Linked DNA regions of Homo sapiens: region 1 is linked to region 2. The links are chromatin loops, found by intact Hi-C in ENCODE. Cell type or tissue: B cell. All regions are shown on one strand. Links, peaks and the distances in the headings refer to the core of each region. The heading gives the core; the rest is flanking DNA. Region 1 overlaps DPH5-DT (DPH5 divergent transcript). Region 2 has its middle 97 kb from the start of DPH5-DT.

Region 1 (2,929 bases), core at 128-2,627, 51 kb before region 2:
TATATAATATTTTAGAGACAGGGTCTCACTCTGATGCCCAGGCTGGCCTTGAACTCCTGGGCTCAAACGATCCTCCAGCCTCAGCCTCCCAAGTAGCTGGGACTACAGGCGCTTGCCACTGTGCCCGGTTATAATATTTTTGATTAAGACATTTGAGAGGGAGAGAATATGGCCTTTTTTTTTTTTTAACTCTCCTTCATTCCCTACAATACACACAAAAACCCCCACAGGGCAGGAACTTCTCTAACTTTCTCAGAGTAGTATATGATAGATATGCATGTACAATACATGAGAGTACTTCATAAATATTAGTTCATGGAGATAATGAAGAAAACATCTTTTCTAAGTCAAAAAATAGGAAGCAAATTCTTAATAGTTGCTGTTATTATGCCAATATGCTTGAGTTTGAAGTTTAGTGAGATCTTTTTTGAGTGGCTAAAAAAGGGAAGAGATGTAAGTCTTGTCTTCGTTGATAAAACATCAGGAGGATAGATTGATGGTGGTATCTAAATAATATACTCAAAATTAGAGTGTAGTTTCTGCCTTGGCACATCTGTCTTGTTTCCACTTCTTTGCTTCCTCCTTTTTCCACAGTATCCACTGCAGCACCACAGGATAGCTCCCCAGATAAGGCAGCAATCTAATGGGGCAGCTGTAGATCTCTGTGTTAGAATTAAGAAAGGAGTATTTGTCATTACTTATGTAACCCACTCTGCATCCACACTGACATATATAGCTGAATGAAGAAATCGCTCAAGCAAAATGTTGCCTCCCTTTGACCTTGTCTGAGTGCCATTCATTGTTGTTATCAGAGCTGAACAGTAAATGGCAGGAACCACATAAGAGTTGTAAACAAGTACACATGAGAAAAAGAAGTAACTGTATTTGCTGAGTCAAGATCCATGTAAAGGAGAGGATCACATTTCCCTTTCTTGGAAACACTTGAAAATATTTACAGTCTCAAGTTCAATTTAAAATATTCTTATTAAGTGTCTACTCTGTGTTAGACTCTTCACTAGTAACTGTGAATACAGAGATAATGAAGTATCTTGCTCATGGAAGAACTCACAGACTAGACTTATGATAACCTCTCTTCTCCTTAGAATTTGGAGGACTTTAGATGGTTTCCCCTAGATTTTTGTTTTGTTGCACAGTGTTACTCTTATTCTCTTAATCTCTAATGAAAAGCCTATTTGGTGGTATAGTACGAGTCCTAATGATGAATGAGTCCTAATGATAAATAAGACATCATTAGGACTTCTACTTTTTCAGTCTGTTTTACGAGTCCCACTCCACTAGACTGGGACCTTCTGGAGGGCAGGTTCCAGAAGGTCCCAGTCTAGTGGAGGAGTGAGACTTGTAAAATGGAAGTTATAGTACAATTTTTATAGAAATGATCAAATCATATTCTTTCTGAAACACTTAACTTCTGAGATTGATAGATCTTACCATTTAAATGAGTATACACATAAGGTGTTGTAGCATTGTATCTGGCAGACTGAGAGGACATAAAAGATGTTAACTACCTGCTTTACCATTATTACCTTTACCTTTCCTGTTTCACTGTTCTTATGCCAGATATTGAATACAAATCTAGCCCTTCCATATTTGACCTCTTTAAATGTCTCATTAACAAATGTCAGTCTACTTTCTAGGTGACATGAGACTCCTTATGTATCAGCATATCATTATCACTTCTGTTCTTCCACAGTTCCTGAATATATCACATGTGGTGATAAACATGAAGATGTATGAAAAATTGTGTTCGTTGAGAGAAAATGGAAGGCTTTTCATTCTACTTCCACATTTTCATTCCAGCAGCTTTTCTGTTTTGGAAGATGAGTACTGAATCTTGCAATGAAATTTTTTTAACTTAAACAAGGTATATTTTAGCGTGTTCCGCTATGGATGACTGTCTGATGCCGTCATGAATATTCAATTAACTTTTATTTTATTTTTATTTTATTTTATTTATTTATTTATTTTTGAGATGGAGTCCCACTCTGTCGCCCAGGCTGGAGTGCAGTGGCATGATCTCGGCTCACTGCAACCTCTGCCTCCTGTGTTCAAGTGATTCTCATGCCTCAGCATCCTGAGTAGGTGGGACTACAGGCATGTACCACCATGCCTAGCTAATTTTTGTATTTTTAATAGAGATGGGGTTTTACCATGTTGGCCAGTCTGGTCTCAAACTGCTAACCTCAAGTGATCCACCTGCCTTGGCCTACCAAAGTGCTGGGATTACGGGCGTAAGCCACTGTGCCCAGCCAAATATTCAATTAACTCTTAGATCAGCGTTTCTGAACCTCAGCTCTGCTGACATTTCCAGCCAGATAATTCTTTGTTGTGCGGGCTGTCCTGTGTGCTGTAGGATGTTTGGCAGTATCCCTGGCCTCTACCTACTAGATGACAGCATCCCTGCACATCTCTGACATCCAAAAATGACTCTAGACATTGCCAAATATCCCTGGGGGGTAAAATCATCCCCAGTTGGGAACCACTGCTTTTGATCATCTGGCCATTGATTTTTGGCCAATAGGATGGAGCTATGTGACTACAAGGGTGTGTGGCCTTTCTTCTGGTAGGTGTAGGACTTCAGTCTGCCATGCTCCTTCATATACTCAGTGCCTAATTTGTGCAAGGTAGCAGCAAACCATGAGGAGAAAGGTGGTCCATGTCTTGAAGAAACTCATAGTCTAACAATTTGTAAACTAAGTTGATTTTTCAGGTTTTGGAAATATGCTAGGTGATTCTTGATAATTCTTTGAAGTGGTACCTTGAGCTTCTTAGATAGCTGTGATAAATTTCCAAAGTTGGATATTATTATGTGTTATCAAAATACTTTCAAAGCAGTGGAAAACCCCTATACTTTTCTTGAAATTTTTCATTGAATAGTTGACTCTTGTGTAAGGAATAGATTGAAATTTGC
Region 2 (2,929 bases), core at 181-2,680:
GTCTCCCTAACAAGTAGATAGATAGCAGGGCTCTCCTTGTGTATTACAGAAATCAAAGGTTATAAAGTCTTCTATCTAAAAAAAGGATGGTTATTAATATAAATCACTTTAACATATCCTCTAGAGGCTAGGGCTAAAATGAGGAAAATCATCTTGAGTATCAGTATTTCTTTATAAAAAATATTCTAAGGGCGCATGGAATTATCTCATGTAAGACTGTCTGGAGACAATGCCAAGTGATATGGAAAATGTAAGTAACATAATAGATGTAAACCTGGTTCTATCCACTGTACACTTAGAAGGGTTTCATTTCCACAAAAAGAAAGAGCTTTGATGTATTAATATTTAAAATTTGGGATAATTATGGGTTATGTTTAACAAATGTAACATTTTCTACTCCAGTGTAACTCATTAAATATAAAATGTAGTAAGATTCTGAAAGCAAAATATTTGCTATCAGTGTAAGTAAAATGTGCTGAAGTTTTTGCTTTGTATTCCCAAAGTGAAAAAACAAAACAAAGCCACATTTAAAGTAGTCACAAAAAAAGTGCTTAAAGTAACAAAAACATTAATAATGGCCCAGCTAATCTATTATCTATCAACCACTTCTATCAGTTAAATGAGAGCACGGAACATATACTATTTTCATTATAAAAACAATTGAATAAAAACTGGAAAGCATGACATACATAGGTAAAGCTGTAGAAAAACTTCCTTTTTCTGTTTTCAACATCACTATCATCATTCCTCCTACGATAAATAAGCAGCACATTTAACTGTAATGAATTTTCATTGTCTGTCTCCCACAACTAAATTGGCAAACAAAAGACTCACATACAATTCTCTTATTTTCCTTCCTCTACAAAAAATTTCAAATACAATCAGTTATTACCAAATACATCCTAAAATACTGTTTTCTTAAAATTATGCACATTTTCTTTATAGTATTTACTAAAAACAATTCTGTGTTTTTAGGAAAAAAGTAATGAAGCTTTATTGCTTCTTAAAATGGTTTCAGAGAAACTCTTGAATGTTCCTTTACTATCTTTTTCTTTTCAAATGAAGTACATCCTGTCTGAAGCAGAATTACTAACAAACTAAAAGCAAGCACTTCAGGGTAACTGGATTAAAAAATATATTACATTTTAAAAAGTAGCTCTGAACATACCAGAGGAAAGTCTTTGGTGTAATAATAGAAAAAAAACCCTTTGAGGGCTGTGGTAAGCCACAGTCGTTTTTAAATACCTGTTAAACAGAAAGAGTGGCTCATACTAGTGGTCAGCGTGTGAGAAATTCAAAATGCTCAGGGTTTCAAGAATCAAATCTCAGAATTGGCGATCACAGGTATTTTTCTCTACATGGTAACTCAATTTATAGAATATTACAGTTTGTGCTAAAAGGAATGTACTTTCTGATAACTTTAACAAAATTATGAATCTATGCTTTATACTTTGGCAGAAGCAATAGGGAACTTACATTGAACAAGGTTTGCGTCTCTTGGTGTTATTTCCCTAAAAGTGAGACGACACAGGGACCATTATTATCAAGGAGGGGACAGAGTAGAACCCTGACACCATATGTCGCCCACACCCGAAAACATGGATAACAGTGATGCTTTACCTTTCTCTTCTCCTTCATTCCCCACATCCAGATATTCACCGCTCTGCAAATGATGCCTATTCAGTATCTCTTGAGTGTATCCACTTTTCTTTCTCCCTGTCTCTCTAACATAAATTAGGCCACCATTGCATCTCACCTGAAATTTTGTAATAGCCTCCTGACCGCAGCCACTCTGGCCTCATCCAGTTCATTCTCCTTGTGGCAAAGTGATTTTTCTAAACTGCAAATCTCCCTCATGTAAAACTCTTCAATAATTTGCAGCTGCTGTCATGAAGTCCATTCTTCCTTATGTGGCTTATAAGGCCCTCCAAGATCTCAACCTCCCTCAACAAATACCACACACCAGACTCACTCGTTTACCCTCTTATTTACTGAAACTTCAATTCCTTGAATAAGTGATGTTCTTACCTCTGAGTTTTTGCACATTTCCCTCTTGCCTCCCCAGCGTCATCTCAGCATCTCCTCACTGGAGCATCACTCCACATAGGTCCTGAATGCATTAGATGTGTTCCGTCTTGGGGCTAATTGTATCTTCTCTAACTCAAATGCGCCCCCCCAACCCCAGTTATGAAGTATAGCTATACTTCATTACTTTGACTCCAACATGTTACTCTCAACAGCTGTATGGAAAAACCTAAATGAGGAAGAACATACACTTTAATCCTATCCTGAAAACAGATTAAAAATTTTGAACTTTTTTTTATTATACTTTAAGTTTTAGGGTACATGTGCACAACGTGCAGGTTTGTTACATATGTATACATGTGCCATGCTGGTGTGCTGCACCCATTAACTCGTCATTTACTTTAAGTATATCTCCTAATGCTATCCCTCCCCCCTCCCCCCACCCCACAACAGGCCCCGGTGTGTGATGTTTCCCTTCTTGTGTCCATGTGTTCTCTTTGTTCAATTCCCACCTATGAGTGAGAACATGCGGAGTTTGGTATTTGGTTTTTTGTCCTTGCAATAGTTTGCTCAGAATGATGGTTTCCAGCTTCATCCATGTCCCAACAAAGGGCATGAACTCATCCTTTTTTACGGCTGCATAGTATTCCATGGTGTATATGTGCCACATTTTCTTAATCCAGTCTATCATTGATGGACATTTGGGTTGGTTCCAAGTCTTTACTATTGTGAATAGTGCCACAATAAACATACGTGTGCATGTGTCTTTATAGTAGCATGTTTTATAATCCTTTGGATATATACCCAGTAATGGGATTGCTGGGTCAAATGGTACTTCTAGTTCTAGATCCCTGAGGAATCGCCACACTGACTTCCACAATGGTTGAACTAGTTTACAGTCCCA

What was found. Peaks named below come from ENCODE experiments on the same cell type or tissue, not always from the same donor. Only the 100,000 strongest peaks of a DNase experiment are listed, where the experiment ranks them.
Region 1: a loop joins it to region 2, with 2.9 times the contacts of the local background. A loop is called at or near these places in 7 of 110 quality-filtered maps.

The regions. Positions count from the first base shown.
Region 1 is chr1:101,070,949-101,073,877 of GRCh38, forward strand. The region is part of intron 1 of DPH5-DT (DPH5 divergent transcript); the gene reads left to right. Among named protein-coding and RNA genes, the nearest start is that of DPH5-DT, 47 kb to the left of the region's middle. In B cell, for the core only: no CTCF peak of the experiment used is centred there; no DNase peak of the experiment used is centred there; H3K27ac peaks cover 393 bases.
Region 2 is chr1:101,121,461-101,124,389 of GRCh38, forward strand. No RefSeq gene overlaps it. Among named protein-coding and RNA genes, the nearest start is that of DPH5-DT, 97 kb to the left of the region's middle. RefSeq lists a silencer at 1,271-1,320. In B cell, for the core only: no CTCF peak of the experiment used is centred there; a DNase peak (open chromatin) is centred at 1,381; H3K4me3 peaks cover 1,258 bases; H3K27ac peaks cover 1,166 bases.